2 separate regions of the Homo sapiens genome follow, and region 2 is linked to region 1. A link is a loop called in an ENCODE intact Hi-C map of the cell type or tissue named here. Cell type or tissue: PC-3. All regions are shown on one strand. Each heading gives the region's core, and the rest is flanking DNA. Links, peaks and the distances in the headings are about the cores only.

What was found. Peaks named below come from ENCODE experiments on the same cell type or tissue, not always from the same donor. Only the 100,000 strongest peaks of a DNase experiment are listed, where the experiment ranks them.
Region 2: a loop joins it to region 1, with 2.4 times the contacts of the local background. A loop is called at or near these places in 1 of 110 quality-filtered maps.

What each region holds. Positions count from the first base shown.
Region 1 is chr19:52,717,426-52,725,754 of GRCh38, reverse strand. The region is part of intron 3 of ZNF611 (zinc finger protein 611); the gene reads left to right. Among named protein-coding and RNA genes, the nearest start is that of ZNF611, 13 kb to the left of the region's middle. In PC-3, for the core only: no CTCF peak of the experiment used is centred there; a DNase peak (open chromatin) is centred at 3,224; H3K27ac peaks cover 1,791 bases.
Region 2 is chr19:52,666,082-52,674,410 of GRCh38, reverse strand. All of the region lies in intron 1 of LOC122539214 (Zinc finger protein LOC122539214), which reads left to right. It also overlaps a transcript of ZNF83 not described here. Among named protein-coding and RNA genes, the nearest start is that of ZNF83, 32 kb to the right of the region's middle. RefSeq lists enhancers at 1-401, 3,612-4,811, 5,318-5,819. In PC-3, for the core only: no CTCF peak of the experiment used is centred there; a DNase peak (open chromatin) is centred at 4,120; H3K27ac peaks cover 1,845 bases.

The sequences.
Region 1 (8,329 bases), core at 188-8,187:
GGATCACGTGGAGTAAAGGTCCTACCGAGGCGCGTGAGTTTTGCTCTGCCTTGTATTAAGTCTGCACTTCCCAGGTCCCTGGCACTTCTGTCCCTGGGACGTGGGGTCCTCACAGACCTGGAAATTCTTGCCTGTCTTCCTTCACCCAGAGCAAATTGAGACGCCCATAAGAGTCTGGAAGTTGCTTCCTTTTGGGTTTGAAGTCGCTTGGAGGCTGGTCCCGTCCCCGGTCTTTCTGCTATAGGGCAATGTATACACTTCCTATCGCATAGTTTTCCTGCTCAAAACCTTGTTGACTCATCCTGCCCCTTGCTTTTTAAAGTCCTCACCCGTGCGCTGGATTCCCGCCCTGGGCGCCTCCCAGCCCCCGTCGGCCTCCCCTGGAGCGCAGCGCCGGGGCCCCAGTCCTGGGGAGGCTGGGTCCTCTGCCTGGTCCTGGGAGCCTGCAGGTGCCACCCATGTCTTAAGGCGCCGTCTCCCACTATGTCCCTCCTCGTGCCGGGCCCTGCTGCTCCCCAAGTCTTCCCTCCGCAGTCACCGCTTCCCCTGAGCCAGCGTTGGGGAGGTCCCAGGGCCTTGTCCTATGACACCGGGTGTTCTTGCCTGCCCAGCTCCACCTCCTGGAAAATGCGCTTCTCCAGGATGTAGGCCTCTTACTCCAAACCCGCGTGTGATTGTTTGGGTCAAAGAGATGAGGAGATAGAGAGAGGGACTGAGAGAGCAGTAGAAAACCAGAGACAGAGAAAAGAAGAATGAGAAAGGCCCGTAACAGATGGCAAAGTAGAGGATGGGTGAGAAATTTGCCAAGAGACAGCAAAAGTGAAAGAAAAAATAAGAAAGCAGGAGGAGAAAAGCAACTGGAGAAATGTAGAGAAGAGCTAGATGTACAGAGATGAAGGACAAGATAGGGAGAGGGGCAGCAAAGAGGGAGGCTCACCAGAGTGAGGGAGAGGAGGAGGGATTTGGAGCCAGGGCAGACAGAGCAGAGTGGTGCTGGTGGCACGGAGACCAGAGGGAGAACCACAGCAGGGAGGACACCTGGGGATCTGGGGTGCTAGAGAGTGGGGACTGGGGGCTGTAACAGGGAAGAGAGAATTTAACAGGGAGAGCAGAGGAGATGGAGAGATAAGAGAAGAGGCGGTAATATATAGAGATTGAGGACGATTGAAAGATTGGGGAGAAGGAGCAACAAGAGGTTAAATAAGGTTTGGGGAAAAAAAAGAGAGATCAGACTGTTACTGTGTCTATGTAGAAAGAAGTAGACATAAGAAACCCCATTTTGGTCTGTACTAAGAGAAATTAGTCTGCTTTGAGATGCTGTTAATCTGTAACCCTAGCCGCAACCCTGTGCTCACAGAAACATGTGCTGTGTTGACCCAAGGTTTAATGGATTTAGGGCTGTGCAGGCTGTGCTTTGTTAAAATGTGTTTGCAGGCAGTATGCTTGGTAAAAGTCATCGCCATTCTCCAGTCTCGAGTACCCTGGGACAGAATACACTGTGGAAGGCCGCAGGGACCTCTGCCCAAGAAAGCCTGGGTATTGTCCAAGGTTTCTCTCCACTGAGACAGCCTGAGATATGGCCTCGTGGGAAGGGAAAGACCTGACCATCCCCCAGCCAGACACCCGTAAAGGGTCTGTGCTGAGGACGGTTAGTGAAAGAGATAGCCCTCTTTGCAGTTGAGATAAGAGGAAGGCCTCTGTCTCCTGCTCCTCCCTGGGAATGGAATATCTTGGTGTAAAACCCAATCGTATGTTCTGTTTACAGAGATAGGAGAAAACTGCCTTATGGCTGTAGGTGAGACATGCTGGTGGCAATACTGCTGTTTACTGCACTGAGATGTTTGTGTAAAGTCAAACATAAATCTACCCTACATGCACATCGAGGTACAGCATCTTTCCTTAAACTTATTTATGACACAGAGAGCTTTGCTTACATGATTTCCTGCTGACCTTCTCCCCACCATTACCCTACAGTCCTTCCACATCCCCCTCTCTGAGATGGTAGAGATAGTGATCAATAAATATTGAGGGAACTCAGAGACCTCGGCTGGTGCGGATCCTCCGTATGCTGAGTGCTGGTCCTCTGAGCCCACTGTTCTTTCTCTATACGTTGTCTCTGTCTTATTTCTTTTCTCAGTCTCTCATCTCACCTGATGAGAAATACTCACAGGTGTGGAGGGGCTGGCCCCCTTCAATAAGGACCAGACGCTGTGGCTCATGCCTATAATCCCAGCACTTTGGGAGGCTGAGGTGGGCGGATCACCTGAGGTCCAGAGTTTGAGAGCAGCCTGACCAACATGGAGAAACCCCGTCTCTACTAAAAATACAAAATAAGGCAGGCACGGTTGCACATGCCTGTAATGCCAGCTACTAGGAAGTCTGAGGAAGGAGAATTGCTTGAACCTGGGAGGCGGAGGTTGCAGTGAGCCAAGATCGCACCATTGCACTCCAGCCTGGGCAACAAGATGGAAACTCCGTCTCAAAAAAAAAAAAAAAAAAAAGGTTAAATAAGTTGTGAGGATGGAGCAGAAGAGGTGGAAGAGAAGCAATAGAGGGAAGAAGGGGATAAATTGCAGGAGAGGAGAGAGGTACAAAATAAGGAGCACAATCCCAGGGAAAAAGAAAAGAAAACAAGAGCTAGAAAGAGAAGGGGAGAATGAGAGATATGCACAGAATTAGGGAGGGAAGCACAGTAATGAAGAAAGAGGGGCCAGGCGCAGTGGCTCATGCCTGTAATCCCAGCACTTTAGGAGACTGGGACAGAGAGATTGCTTGAATCCAGGAGTTCAAGACCAGCCTGGGCAAAATAGTCATTGCCCCCATCTCTATCAAAAAAAAAAAAAAAAAAACGAAAACAAAAACCAGGCATGATAATGTGCACCTGTAATTTCAGCTACTCTGTAGGCAGAGGCTGGAGGATCACTTGAGCCCAGGAGGTCCAGGCTGCTGTGAGCAGAGATCATGCCACTGTACTCCAGCCTGGTGAAAAGAGCAAGACCCTGTTTTAAAAGAAAAAAAGGGTGGGGGACTTTGGATACAGATGAGTGTGTGAGTTCATTGGATATGATTAGTTGTGACATGTTGACTTCTGTGTATATAATCTAATAACTTGTTTAAATTATACAGATGAGTTTGAGAATTTTAAAATTCCTATGTGAGTCATGTACATTCTATAAATCTTGGTGTCAGAGGTTAGCTTCCACTTGGAATCCCTATTCAGCCCGAGGGCAGTGACTTACTCAGTTGTGAGTCAGTTTCTTCCCTTTTCCCAGGGTGGGGTAGAAAGTGGGGCAGTGATGTGGGGAAAAAGAAAAAAACAACTTTCTGTTATTACATAATACTTTTAATTAATTAATTAATTAATTAATATTTTGAGACAGGGTCTGGCCCTATTGCCCAGGCTGGAGTACAATGGCGTTATCTACTCTAACTGCAGCCTCGACCTCTTAGGCTCAAGTGATCCTCCTCCCTCAGTCTCCTGAGTAGCTGAGACCACAGGTGTGAGACACCAAGCCCGGCTAGTTATTTATTTATTTTTTATTTTATTTTATTTTTTTTGTAGAAACGGTTTCAGTATGTTTCCCAGGCTGGACTGAAAATCCTGGGCTCAAAGGTTCCTCCTGTCTTGGCCTTGCAATGTACTGGGATTATAGGGATGAGCCACCGCACCTGGCCTACATACTAATTATTATTATTATTATTTTGCAGTGGAGTTTTGCTCTTGTTGCCCAGGCTGGAGTGCAATGGCACAATCTTGGCTAATGAGTATCTCTGCCTTTAGGGTTGAAGCGATTCTCCTGCGATACTACCCCCTGAGTAGCTGGGATTACAGGCATGGGCCACCGTGCCCTGATAATTTTGGATTAGGAGGCTGAGGCAGGAGAGTCACTTGAACCCAGGAGGCAGAGGTTGTGGTGAGCTGAGATCGCATCATTGCACTTCAGTGTGGGCAACAAGAGCGAAACTCCATCTCAAAAAACAAAAAAAAGCTCTCCCTCTCCCTCTCTCTCTCCCTCTCCCTTTCCCTCTCCCTCTCCCTCTGCCTCTGCCTCTCCCTCTCCCTCCCTCTCTCCCTTTCCCCTCTCACTTTCCACGGTCTCCCTCTGTTGCCGAGGCTGGACAGTACTGCCGTGATCTGGGCTCGCTGCAACCTCCCTGCCTGATTCTCCTGCCTCAGCCTGCTGAGTGCCTGGGATTGCAGTCACAAGCCACCAAGCCTGACTGGTTTTTGTATTTTTGGTGGAGACGGGGTTTCGCCATGTTGGCCGGGCTGGTCTCCAACCCCTGACCTCCAGTGATTTGCCCGCCTTGGCCTCCCGAGGTGCCGGGATTGCAGACGGAGTCTTGCTCACTCAGTGCTCAATGTTGCCCAGGCTAGAGTGCAGTGGCGTGATCTTGGCTTGCTACAACCTCCACCTCCCAGCCGCCTGCCTTGGCCTCCCAAAGTGCTGAGATTATAGCCTCTGCCCGGCCACCACCCCATCTAGGAAGTGAGGAGCGTCTCTGCCTGGCCACCCATTGTCTGAGATGTGAGGAGCCTCTCTGCCCGGCTGCCCAGTCTGGGAAATGAGGAGCACCTCTGCACGGCCGCCATCCCATCTAGGAAGTGAGGAGCGCCTCTGCCCAGCCACCACCCCGTTTGGGAAGTGAGGAGCGTCTCTTCCTGGCCGCCCCGTCTAGGAAGTGAGGAGCCCCTCTGCTCGGCTGCCCTGTCTGGGAAGTGAGGAGCGCCTCTGCCTGGCCGCCCCGTCTGGGAAGTGAGGAGCACCGCTGCCTGGCCTCCCCGTCTGGGAAGTGAGGAGTGCCTCTGCCCGGCCGCCCCGTCTGGGATGTGAGGAGCGCCTCTGCCTGACTGCGACCCTGTCTGGGAGGTGAGGAACGCCTCTGCCCAGCCACCCCATCTGAGAAGTGAGGAGCATCTCTGCCCGGCCGCCCCATCTGGGAAGTGAGGAGCACCTCTGCCCAGCCGCCACCCCATCGGGGAAGTGGGGAGCACCTCTGCCTGGCCACCCCGTCTGGGATGTGAGGAGTGCCTCTGCCCGGCCACGCCATCTGGGAGGTGGGGAGCGCCTCTGCCCAGCAGCCGCCCCGTCTGAGATGTGAGGAGCACCTCTGCCCGGCTGCCCCGTCTGGGAGGTGAGGAGCGCCTCTGCCCAGCAGCTGCCCCGTCTGGGAAGTGAGGAGCGCCTCTGCCCGGCTGCCCCATCTGGGAGGTGAGGAGCGCCTCTGCCCGGCCGCCCCATCTGGGAGGTGAGGAGCGCCTCTGCCCGGCCGCCCCATCTGGGAGGTGAGGAGCGCCTCTGTCCAGCAACCGCCCCTTCTGGGAAGTGAGGAGTGCCTCTGCCCGGCCGCCCCATCTGGGAAGTGGGGAGCGCCTCTGCCCGGCCGCCCCGTCGGGGAGGTGGGGGGCGCCTCTGCCTGGCCGCTGTGCAATCTTCCAAGTGTGAAGTGACAGCCTTTCTGCAGGTGTACCCAACAGCTTATTGAGAACTGGCCATGATGACGATGGCGGTTTTGTCGAAAAGAAAAGGGGGAAATGTGGAGAAAAGCAAGAGAGATCAGATTGTTACTGTGTCTGTGTAGAAAGAAGTAGACATAGGAGACTCTATTTTGTTCTGTACTAAGAAAAATTCTTCTGCCTTGAGATGCTGTTAATGTGTAACCCTACCCCCAACCCCGTGCTCTCTGAAACGTGCTGTGTCAACTCAGGGTTAAATAAATGGATTAAGGGCGGTGCAAGATGTGCTTTGTTAAACAGATGCTTAAAGGCAGCATGCTCCTTAAAAGTCATCACCACTCCCTAATCTCAAGTACCCAGGGAGACAAACACTGCGGAAGGCCGCAGGGACCTCTGCCTAGGAAAACCAGAGACCTTCATTCACGTGTTTATCTGCTGACCTTCTCTCCACTATTGTCGTATGACCCTGCCACATCCCCCTCTCTGAGAAACACCCAAGAATGATCAATAAATACTAAAAAACAAAACAAAACAAAAAAGAATGAAGCAAAACAGGAGAGGGGCATAAAATGAGCAGAAGTCCAGGGGGAAATGCAGAAAAGAAACAGATGGAGAGAGAAGGTGAGAAAGAGCTATGTATAGAATGATGGAACAGTAATGAAGATGAAGGGGGACCCTGGGTGCAGATGAGCGGTGAGTTGATTGGATGTGATGATGAAGTGATGACATGTTGCTTTCTCTGTTTATAAGGTAACAAATTTAAAATTAGTTTAAATTATACAGATGAGAATGAGAGTTGCCAAACTCCTGTGTCTAAGTGTGGTGCATTTTATAATGATGGCATCAGAGGCAGCTTCCCTCTGCAACCCCTCTTCAGCCAGAGGACAGTGACTTGACTCGTTAGTTGTGGATCACCCTCTTCCCTTTTCATGGCTGGGGTGGGGAGTGGGGGAGAGAAGTAGGGTAAGAAGTGACTGAGTCTCTGTTACTATATGGAACGTGATGAAAGGAGTATTAAAAGTGCTTTTGTTCTCTTTTTGTAATTGGTTTCCTTTTTTCTAGTTCCTCTTCATTTCATTCATGTGGTTGGTTTTTTTGTGTGTTTTTATTCATTTATTTTTTCTTTTTGAGATGGAGTCTTTCTCTGTCAGGCAAGCTGGAGTGCAGTGGAGTGATCTTGACTCACTGCAACCTCCACCTCCCGGGTTCAAGCAATGCTCTGCCTCAGCCTCCCAAGCAGCTGGGATTATAGGCAGCTGCCACCACACCTGTCTGACTTTTTATTTTTAGCAGAGACAGAGGTTCACCATCTTGGCCAGACTGCTCTTGAACTCATGACCCCGTGATCCACCCGCCTTGGCCTCCCAAAGTGCTGGGATTACAGGTGTGAGCCACCATGCTTTGCCTCATTAGTTGCTTTTCATTTTTTAAGTTTACTTTTAATTTACTTATTTTTGTTGTTGTCGGGTTTTTTGTTTTTTGTTTGTTTGTTTGTTTTTTGACTGAGTTTTGCTCTTGTTGCCCAGGCTGTAGTGCAATGGCATGATCTTGGTTCACTGCAAAGTTCGCCTCTGGAGTTCAAGTGATTCTCCTGCCTCAGCCTCCTGAGTAGTTATGATTAGAGGCACGCACCACCATGGCCGGCTAATTTTGTATTTTTAGTAGAGATGGGGTTTCTCCATCTTGGTCAGGCTGGTCTTGAATTCCTGACCTCAGGTGATCCTCCCACCTCAGCCTCCCAAGGTGCTGGGATTACAGGCATGAGCAGCTGCCGGGCCTTTAATTTCTGTTTTTTTGAGACACTCTTACTGCTGTCCAGGCTGGAGTGCAGTGGCAGGATCACAGCTCAGTGCAGCGGCAACCTCCTGGGCTCAAGTGATTTTCCCACCTCAGCCTCTGGATTCCCTGGGACCACAGGCACGCCCCACCAGGCCTGGCTAATGTTTAGATATATATTTTTATTTATTGAGACTCTGTCACCCAGGCTGGTGTGCAGTGGCATGATCTCGTCTCACTGCAACCTTCATCTCCTGGGGTTAAGGGATTCTCCTGCCTCAGCCTCCAGAGTAGCTGGGGCGACAGGTGTGCACAACCATTTCCTGCTAATTTTTGTATTTTTAGTAGAGACATGGTTTCTCCATGTTGGCCAGGCTGGTCTCGAACTCCTAACCTTGTGATCATGCCCTGGCCTCCCAAAGTGCTGGGATTATAGGCGTGTCACCATGCCTGGCCTCATTGTTTTCAAAGTATGGTATATTTTCAAATATTTCTCCTTTGACCCAAGATTTCATTAGATCTATATTTTTTAACCATTTTAAAATTGTTTCTCTATGAGATTGTGTTCAGTTTACATTGAGGTCTGTGTGCTTTCTAGTCTTTATCATATATCGAAAACGTTTTCTACTACGTGATATATAATTTTAGGTTGTTTCAGTGTGTACTTGATAAAGATATCAAGGACCTTTTTTCCTTACCCTAACATGAAAATTTAGTTCAAGTAGCCTATTCCATTTTCTTTCCTCATATCATCTGAAAAAATGGTGATCTGTGAGCTTCTAAGTAAGTGTCTCCCTCAATTCCCTCTGGTCCATAATATTCTCTACAGATGTTGAAGGATGGGCTGGATTGACTTGGAACCTTGGTTTAGCAGAGCCCATGTGTTCATGAGAAAAGCATTTGCTCAGATCCCATTTCTACAGCTGCCTCTTTTTCAGTGTTTTAAACACCTATTGCTGTGTGTGCACAGTTGTGTATATTTTGAACATTTTTCTCCTCATCTCCTACTTGTGCCCTCCTCTCTTCCACTGTTCCAGCCACACAGGCTGCTTTCCTATTCCTGGGGCTGAGGTTGCTCCTGTCTCAGGGCCTTCA
Region 2 (8,329 bases), core at 323-8,322, 51 kb after region 1:
AGTATTGATTGAATAGAAAGGGTGAGAACGTTCTAGCATCATGTGAGATCCTACAGGAAAAGCATTCAATTTTTCCTGATTGGTTATTTCAGCTGTGGTCATTTCATGGATGGTCTTTTATATTGTTGAGGTAAATTTCCTTCTTTATTTTGTTTAGGGTTTCTATGATGACAGGATGGTCCTAAGTCTTCACACATCAGGGCCACAGCCCCAACCTCACAGGAAACAGGTGATCTTTTGAAAGGCTTAAGGCCCAAGAGTTCATTTGAGGGCTTTTTAACCTGTGGATTTGGTCTAGAGCCATATCAGAGGGTTGTGTCTGTGTGAGTGTGCAAATGTGTGGTGCTTTCCAAGTTCAGTTGACATTGGTAATTTTTTTTTTTTTTTTTTTTTTTGAGATGGAGTCTCACTCTGTTACCCAGGCTGCAGGGCAGTGGCATGATCTCGACTCACTGCGGCCTCCACCTCTCAGCTTCAACCAATTCTCCTGCCTCAGCCTCCCTAGTAGCTGGGATTACAGGCACACACCACCAGGCCCGGTTAATTTTTTGTATTTTTAGTAGAGATAGGGTTGCACCATGTTGACCAGGCTGGTCTCGAACTTTTGACCTGAGGTGATTGGCCCACCTCAGCCTCCCAAAGAGCCACTGCTCCTGGCCTAATAATTTTTTATTTATTTATTTTTTTGAGTTGGAGTCTCACTCTGTCACCCAGGCTAGAGTGCAGTTGCATGATCTCTGTCTCCAGAAAAAACAAAAAACAAAAAGATAATATTTGCATCGTTATTGGCTCATTTTTGATTACTTGGGAAAACAGCTTTCAAAAGCTTAAGGTTTTTAAATACATGTGACTTTCTATATTTTTTTTCTGATGTTCTGTTTATAGCATTTTGTGTGTGTGTGTGTGTGTGATGGAGTTACACTCTTCTTGTGTACCCTGGAGTGTAGTGGTGCGATCTCAGCTCACTGCAACCTCTGCCTTCTTGGCTCAAATGATTCTCCTGCCACAGCCTCCTGAATATCTGAGATTACAGGCATGCGCCATCACCCTCGGCTAATTTTGTATTTTTTTAGAGACAGGGTTATACCATGTTGGTCAGGCTGGTCTCGAACTCTTGACCTCAGGGGATCCACCCATCTTGGCTCCCAAAGTGCTGGGATTCAAGCATGAGCCACTGTGCCCAGCCATTTGTTTAGTTTTTTGAGATGGAGTCCAGCTCTTTCGCACAGTCTGGAATGCAGTGGTGCAATCTCCACTCACTGCAACCTCTGCTCCCTGGGTTTAAGTGATTCTCATGCCTCAGTCTCCTGAGTAGCTGGGATTACAGGCTCACATCCAGTTTTTTTTGTATTTTTGGTAGAGACAGGGCTTATAGGTTTGAGCCACCACACCTGGCCATCCCCATTTTTATATGTACAATTTAATCATTGACTACAGTCATTCTGTTGTGTTATGAAATAATAGGTCTTATTCTATTTTTTGTACCCATTATCATGTTCTATTTATTAATTATTTCTGATTAAAATAAACTTTTTTGCCATGCACGGTGGCTCATGTCTGTAATCCCAGCACTTTGGAAGGTCAGGATTTGGAGACCAGCCTGGCCAACACGGTGAAACCCCGTCTCTACTAAAAATACAAAAATTAACCCAGCATGATGGCGAGCACCAATAATCCCAGCTACCTGGGAGGCTGAGGCAAGAGAATCATTTGAACCCAGGAGGCAGATGTTGCAGTGAGCCGAGACCGTGCCATTGCACCCCAGCCTAGGCAACAAGAACCAAACTCAATCTCAAAAATAAATAAGTAACTTAATTAATTTTTAAAACATAAAGATGAGGTGCTATGTTGCCTAGGCTGGACTCCAACTGTTGGGCACTAGCCATCCTCCTGCCTCAGCCTCCCATCATGCTCGGATTACAGGCACAAGCCACCATGCCTGACGACATTATGCTTTTTTAAACTTGCTAATATTCTAGATATGCTAATTTCCCTTCTAAATGTAATCATATTTTAGCTAATTACTAGTGTTTGATAGATGAATTCTTCCATAGCTAGGGATGTGGGAGAAAAACATAGTTCATAGTACATGTTAACTTACAGATATAGTCATAAAAGTATTACATGCAGAAATGAGGTGATTTATAATTTCATTTTATTTTTATTTTTATTTTTTTGAGACAGAATCTCACTCTTTTGCTCAGGCTGGAGAGCTGTGGTGAGATCTTTGCTCACTGCAACCTCTGCCTCCTGGATTCAAGAGATTCTCCTGCCTCAATCTCCTGAGTAGCTGAGATTACAGTTTTGTGCCACCTTACCCAGCTAATTGTTGTATTTTTAGTACAGATGGGGTTTCACCATGTTAGCCAGGCTAGTCTCAATCTCCTGACCTCTGGGTCATCCACCTGCCTCGACCTCCCAAAGTGCTGGGATTACAGGTGTGAGTCAATGTGCCCAGCCAATTTTATAACTTAGTTATATTTTTTCAGGGCCCAAGTAAAACGGAATAACTTGACTGCAATGTATTCTTAGTAATATTTCATGATCTTTCTCTATATGAAAATAAATCCTAACATTTAAAGACTGCATATTTTATAGCCTTTGTTATTCCCACCTGATAGAACACTCAGGAGAGAATAACAAAGAAAACACCTAAAATAGATTGCAATTGGATGGGTGTGGTGGCTTGCCTGTAACCCCAACACTTTGGGAAGCAAAGGTGGGTTGATCGCTTGAGTCCAGGAGTTGAAGGCTAGCCTGAGCATCATAGTGGGACCACCCCTCTACAAAGTACTAACAAATTAGCCAGGCTTGGTGGTGAGGGCCTGCAGCTCCAGCTAGTTGGGAGGTGTGGCGGGAGGATTGCTTGAGCACCAGAGGTTGAGGGTGCAAGGAGCAGTGTTCCTGCCACTGCATTCCAGCCGGGGTGACAGAACTAGGTCCTGTCTGAAGGAAAAAAAAAAAGTACAACTTGAAGATAAAAGGTACATTTTCTAATTTTTTCAGAAGGCACATAGAGTGAATTTAATATTACAATACATTTATAAATTATTGATGTTAGCATATTATGTTGTCAACAACATTTATCGTAAAAGTAGTTATATTGCAGGGAAGAACTGTAAAAAAAAGTATTTGAGAATGAGGTGTAAGCTCTGATTTTTTTATCTTGTCCAAATTCCTATGTAAAGAGTCTAGGGGGTCATGCCTTACAAACCACAAAACATATGGCAAAGAAGAAAGTCAAAATATTTGACCTCAAAACATGTTTCTGTGCCATATTTTGAAATGGTCCTTCAAAGGTATCGTTTGTGAGGGGTTCATGTGCGTCTGCAAAGAATCTCTGTTAACATAGCTAGATCTTTTTCTTCTAGGCCCTACCAATCCTGAAGAGAATAACTAAAAATCTAACACCTTTTAAAGGTCTGAATAAAAAACATTCATCATCTATTTTCTCTGAAGGCAGCCAGCAGAGGACTTCAAAAGAACCTTGGTCTCCAACATCTTTTATCTTAACCTGAACATTTCCTCTCTATTGATCCCAGGTATTTAGACAAACTCAACCAATTCTAATCAGAAAATGTTTAAATTTACCTGTAGCCTGGAAGCTCCCACTTTGAGTTGTCCCACCTTTCTGAACAAAATTAATGCATCTTTTAAATGTATTTGATTGATGTCTAATGCCTCCCTAAAATGTCTAAGAAGAAGCTGTTCCCCATCACCTTGGACATATGTTCTCAGGACCTCCTGAGAGTTGTGTCATGGGCCATGATTATTCATATTTAGTGCAGAATAAATATTTTAAAATATTTTACAGAGTTTGACTCTTTTCCATGACAAATATAACTCATTTTAAGTGTGTTGTAAATAAAGTTTCGGTGCTGCAAAAGAAATAGCACCAAATATAAAATTTTCTTTTTTTCTTCTCAGAAAGGCAATTTACTTATATAGAAGGTTGTGCCCTCACAGAGGGAGCAATGGTGAGTGCGTACCTGAACAAGGGAGGGGAAGGGGTTATTTCTGATGCACATGGCCCTTGCTGCTGTGTCATTCCCCTATTGGCGAGGGTTAGACCACACAGGCTAATCTAATTCCAATTGGCTAATTTAAAGAGAGTGACAAGGTGAGTGGTTTGGCAGGAAAAATGTTATGGAATGAGGGTGGAGAATGAGTCAGGGTGGAGCAGGTAATCGGAGTGAGTCAGGGTGGGGCAGGTGATCAGAATGAGTCAAGGTGGAGCAGGTGATTGGAATGAGGCAGGGTGGAGCAGGTGATCAGAATGAGTCAAGGTGGAGCAGGTGATTGGAATGAGTCAGGGTGGAGCAGGTGATCGAAAAAGGTTGCTTTATGAGGAAGTTAAGTTTAAAAGTAGAAGGCAAAGAATTGAACATACTGACTTATTGATTCTTTGAAAAGAAATTTAGAACTCATATCTAACATTCCCTTCTCTTGCATTTTCCTTACAGCTCTTTCTCTTCAAACTTCTTTAACATGTCTTGGCTTAGTCATTCGGTTTGATTTTCCAAAATAAGAAGAAGCTTCTTTGGATAAGGTGGAGGATAGTTAAGGGAGATTTTAGTAACTGCCATTTTTATGAGCCTCTGCACCAACCCACGGATGCATGGTGTGACAGAGCACCTGACAAGAATAAGTACACCCATTACGGCTGTGAGGGAAGTAAGAATTGAGGCTACTATTCTTTTCCATCTACCGAACCACTTTTCTAGCCATCCTGAAAAGGGGTCATTTACCCCTGAGTTGTTCACTAACTTATTGGACAGAGCAGTCAGACCTTGCAATGTCTTTGTTTTACTTTCAATGGGCGCAGTGTTGTTTGGGATGAAGGTACAACACTGAGTTTTAATTATGATGCAAACTCTTCCTTTTTATGCTAATATCATGTCAAAGGCTATCCCATTTTCCCAAGACATCTGGCTGGTAGCCCCTAATTGCTCAGCTATTCCTTTAACAGCATCTCTAGTGTAATTAATAGATAGCTGTTGGTTGTCATAGATTAGTTTATCCAGTTTACATTTTATTAATTGTCACCCACCAAAACATTGACTCAAATCCTGCAGCTATTTGATTTTGGGCTTTAAATTGATCTAGTCTTCCCCATGGGACTCTAATTGTGTCTAAATAGACGTGAGAGTCAAAAGACCCATAAGGGACTTCTTTTGCTTTATGGTGTCTTATTTTTCCTTTCTCTGGTTGATGAAATGCCAGGGTGAAAGGGATAGCCAATTGGACTAAAGCATAAGTGCCACTTCAGTTACTCAGTAAAGTGTCCAGTAAAGGTCCACCATAATACCACTATGCATCTGCTCAGGGATGAATAAAGAGTGGCTGATTGGTAAACTTTTGAAAAATTTTAAGCTCTCTGCATCCCTTCAGGTCTCCAAGGAATGTTAAGTTTCCTCCCTGTCATGAGGGACATAAAGTGAACTTAGTGTTGGGAGTTGGAAGCTGGATGGCCCTGGAGGGCTGACCCACAGGGTGTCGAACTTTGGGATATAGCAGACAGAGAGAGCTTGGCATAACTTGTTACCCCAGGATGTAGAATCCTGGAAAAGAGCTAGCATCCAGCCCACACCTGGTCTACTGGAGGACAGCCCTCGTGGAAAGGGGACAATCTGGGCCTCTGGCCTGCCATGTGCACAAGCATAACAATTGCCTTTGTTCAACATGCAGAGGGAATATTTGATCCATTTTAGCCAGGCATTTACATCTTTATACCCTGTTTCAATAGCTATGGTTTGCCTTAGGTCTCCTATTTCTACTACTGAGAACTTGCTTTTGTCATTTGGCACGAGGCATGTCATAGTTTGATTTCATAGATTTGGGAAAGGGGCAGCTGTAGGAGGTGGAGGAGGGAGAAAAAAGCACACCCTAAAGAAGCCTATAGGATCCTTTCCAGTGACCTCTGCTCCTAAACCATAGAAATGCTCTAAAGTTGGGTTAGAGTTGCTAGTGGTAGGAATAGTAATGGATATAAGCACTGGGAAAGGAAAGGAAAGGAAAAGATAGATAGACTAAGCTTTCCTTAGCTTTAATTTGGTAGGGCTTGATCCAGGAACAGTGGCCCATGATTCTGATGATAATGGCACCTGCTTGACTCAGGTGTGATGTGTCCCTCCCTTTCTGCTGTATGAACAGCAGTCTCAGTGGTTAGCAGCACAAGATAGGGTCCTTCCTAGGCTGGCTCGAGTTTCCATTCTTTCCATCCTTTGATGAGAACGTCATCCCCAGGCCGATGCTGATGTACTGGAAACTCCGAAGCTGGCGCCTGTGCTGAGAGACTCTTGTTTTAAAGGAAGAGAAGGTGGAGGATAAACCAAGTATATAATTTCTAAGAAATTTATCATTTGTTTTAAACGTGGGGACATCAGCAGTGGACTTTATAATCCTTGGTGCCTTCTTGCTGAGAAATTTTCTTTAGCACCTATTTTTATTAGTTTTTAGACCAAAGAAAGCCAAATACCATTTTATATTTAACACTTCATGTATGATTTTTATACCAGATAAGCTACATTTCACCTTTATATTAGTGTTTTATTAATGTTAAACTTAATTTTAATAAAACCTTGTAGACATATTTATCCAATGTTAATGTCTGACCATAAGGTAAGATTTTTATAGACTCTTTAACCTTTTATAATTTTTGTTGAAGAGCATGTTAGTGCTTTAAGAAAAACTGGTTGTGCTTTTATTTTAATATCCAGTTCACAGAAAAACTGGATATTACCCCTTTAACTTTTGCCAGTATGTTTACACACAGAATTTCCTTTACAATTAACATTTTGAAACTTGCTTAAACCTTTAAAACAAATTTTTTTAATCTTTCAATGTAGGTAAAAATCCACATTCTTCTGCCTCCCTATAATCCTTTTACCAAAAGTATATTTTACTTTCCTTACACAACTTGCACATAAACTGTTTCTTCAACAGTTTTACAATCAGGAGGACTAATTACTTTCAAATTATATGACATTTCTTGCATAAATTCCCTCTTATAACTTTTCTTTTTTCACAACTTTGACAGACAATTCTTCAACATGCCTCAACTTTCTGAATTGTTGCAAACATCCCTTTCTTTAAACCACCATTTGATTTATTTTAGGACAAGAATTTACCATATAACATTCTTTTTACATAAATTCTCCTTCCTCCTTTTTTTTTTTTTTTTTTTCAAAGATGATAACCATTCTTTCCCAAAGTGAACTTCCTTCATGTCTGTGAACTAGACTGCCTAAGGTCACAAGATTAGAAGTTAGGATAATACATGTTACAATGTTAACTTTTAGCAAACTTGACTTTCGTTGAAAACGTTGTAAGTTTGGGATTTCAATTCTTTGCTATTAATAAGACCTTGTTCAGTCCATATTAACTTAGAAGTGGTATAGGTGGCCTCCTTCCTGATTCTGTAACTACTTTAAAGTTTGGCTGAGTGCAAACAGCTTGCACATTTCAGCAGTCCAATTATTAGGCAATTTTCCTAACTCTGCTTCTGCAAGAGTTTCTTTATCACTTATTGAATACCCATTATGTCTTTTTCCCTCAGTCACCTGGGAGAAACCCTGTATAGTCCTGTCTGGAAGGGAGTTCCTCCTAGGCCTGGTCAGACCTTTGCATGGTAAATAATTAAGATTTAGACCCCCTGTTAGAAAACCTGCTGGGTTAATGGAATTTTCAGTGGTTAATGTTAAATCATCTTTTTCTACCAGAATAGCCTCATACTTGAAGATTCTTGAGTCAGTAAGCTACCATTTTGCCTTTTTTTTTTTTTTTTTTTTTTGACTTAGGATAGTTCTTCCTTGATGAGGTGTGCTCACAATGAGGTTTCCTCTAAAAGTTATTTTTCTGTTTCTTCTGTTAGCTGAGCAGTTGCCACTACAGATTGAATGCATTTGGGCCATCCGCGGTTTACTGGGTTAAGGATTTTTGATAGGTAAGCTATGGGTTGTCAGTGGCCTCAGTGCTTTCAGGATATGCCATTGTTTACACTGACAACAGGGTGGTATTGGAGTGTTATAGGGTCATGGAGAAGACCTTCAATTATCAATTATAGGTTTTAAATTTACCCTGGCTTTTAAAGGAATAGGGTATACTGTTTTCTCTCTACTACTACTCTCTCTCTCTCTTTTCTGACTCTCTGTCTCTTTCTCCCTCTCTCTTTGACTCCCTTTTTGTCTCTCTGTCTCTTTCTCTCTCTCTCTTTGACTCTCTGTCTCTTTCTTTTTTTTTTTTTTTGAGATGGAGTCTTGCTCTGTTGCCCAGGCTGGAGTGCAGTGGTGCGATCTTGGCTCACTGCAAGCTCCGCCTCCCGGGTTCA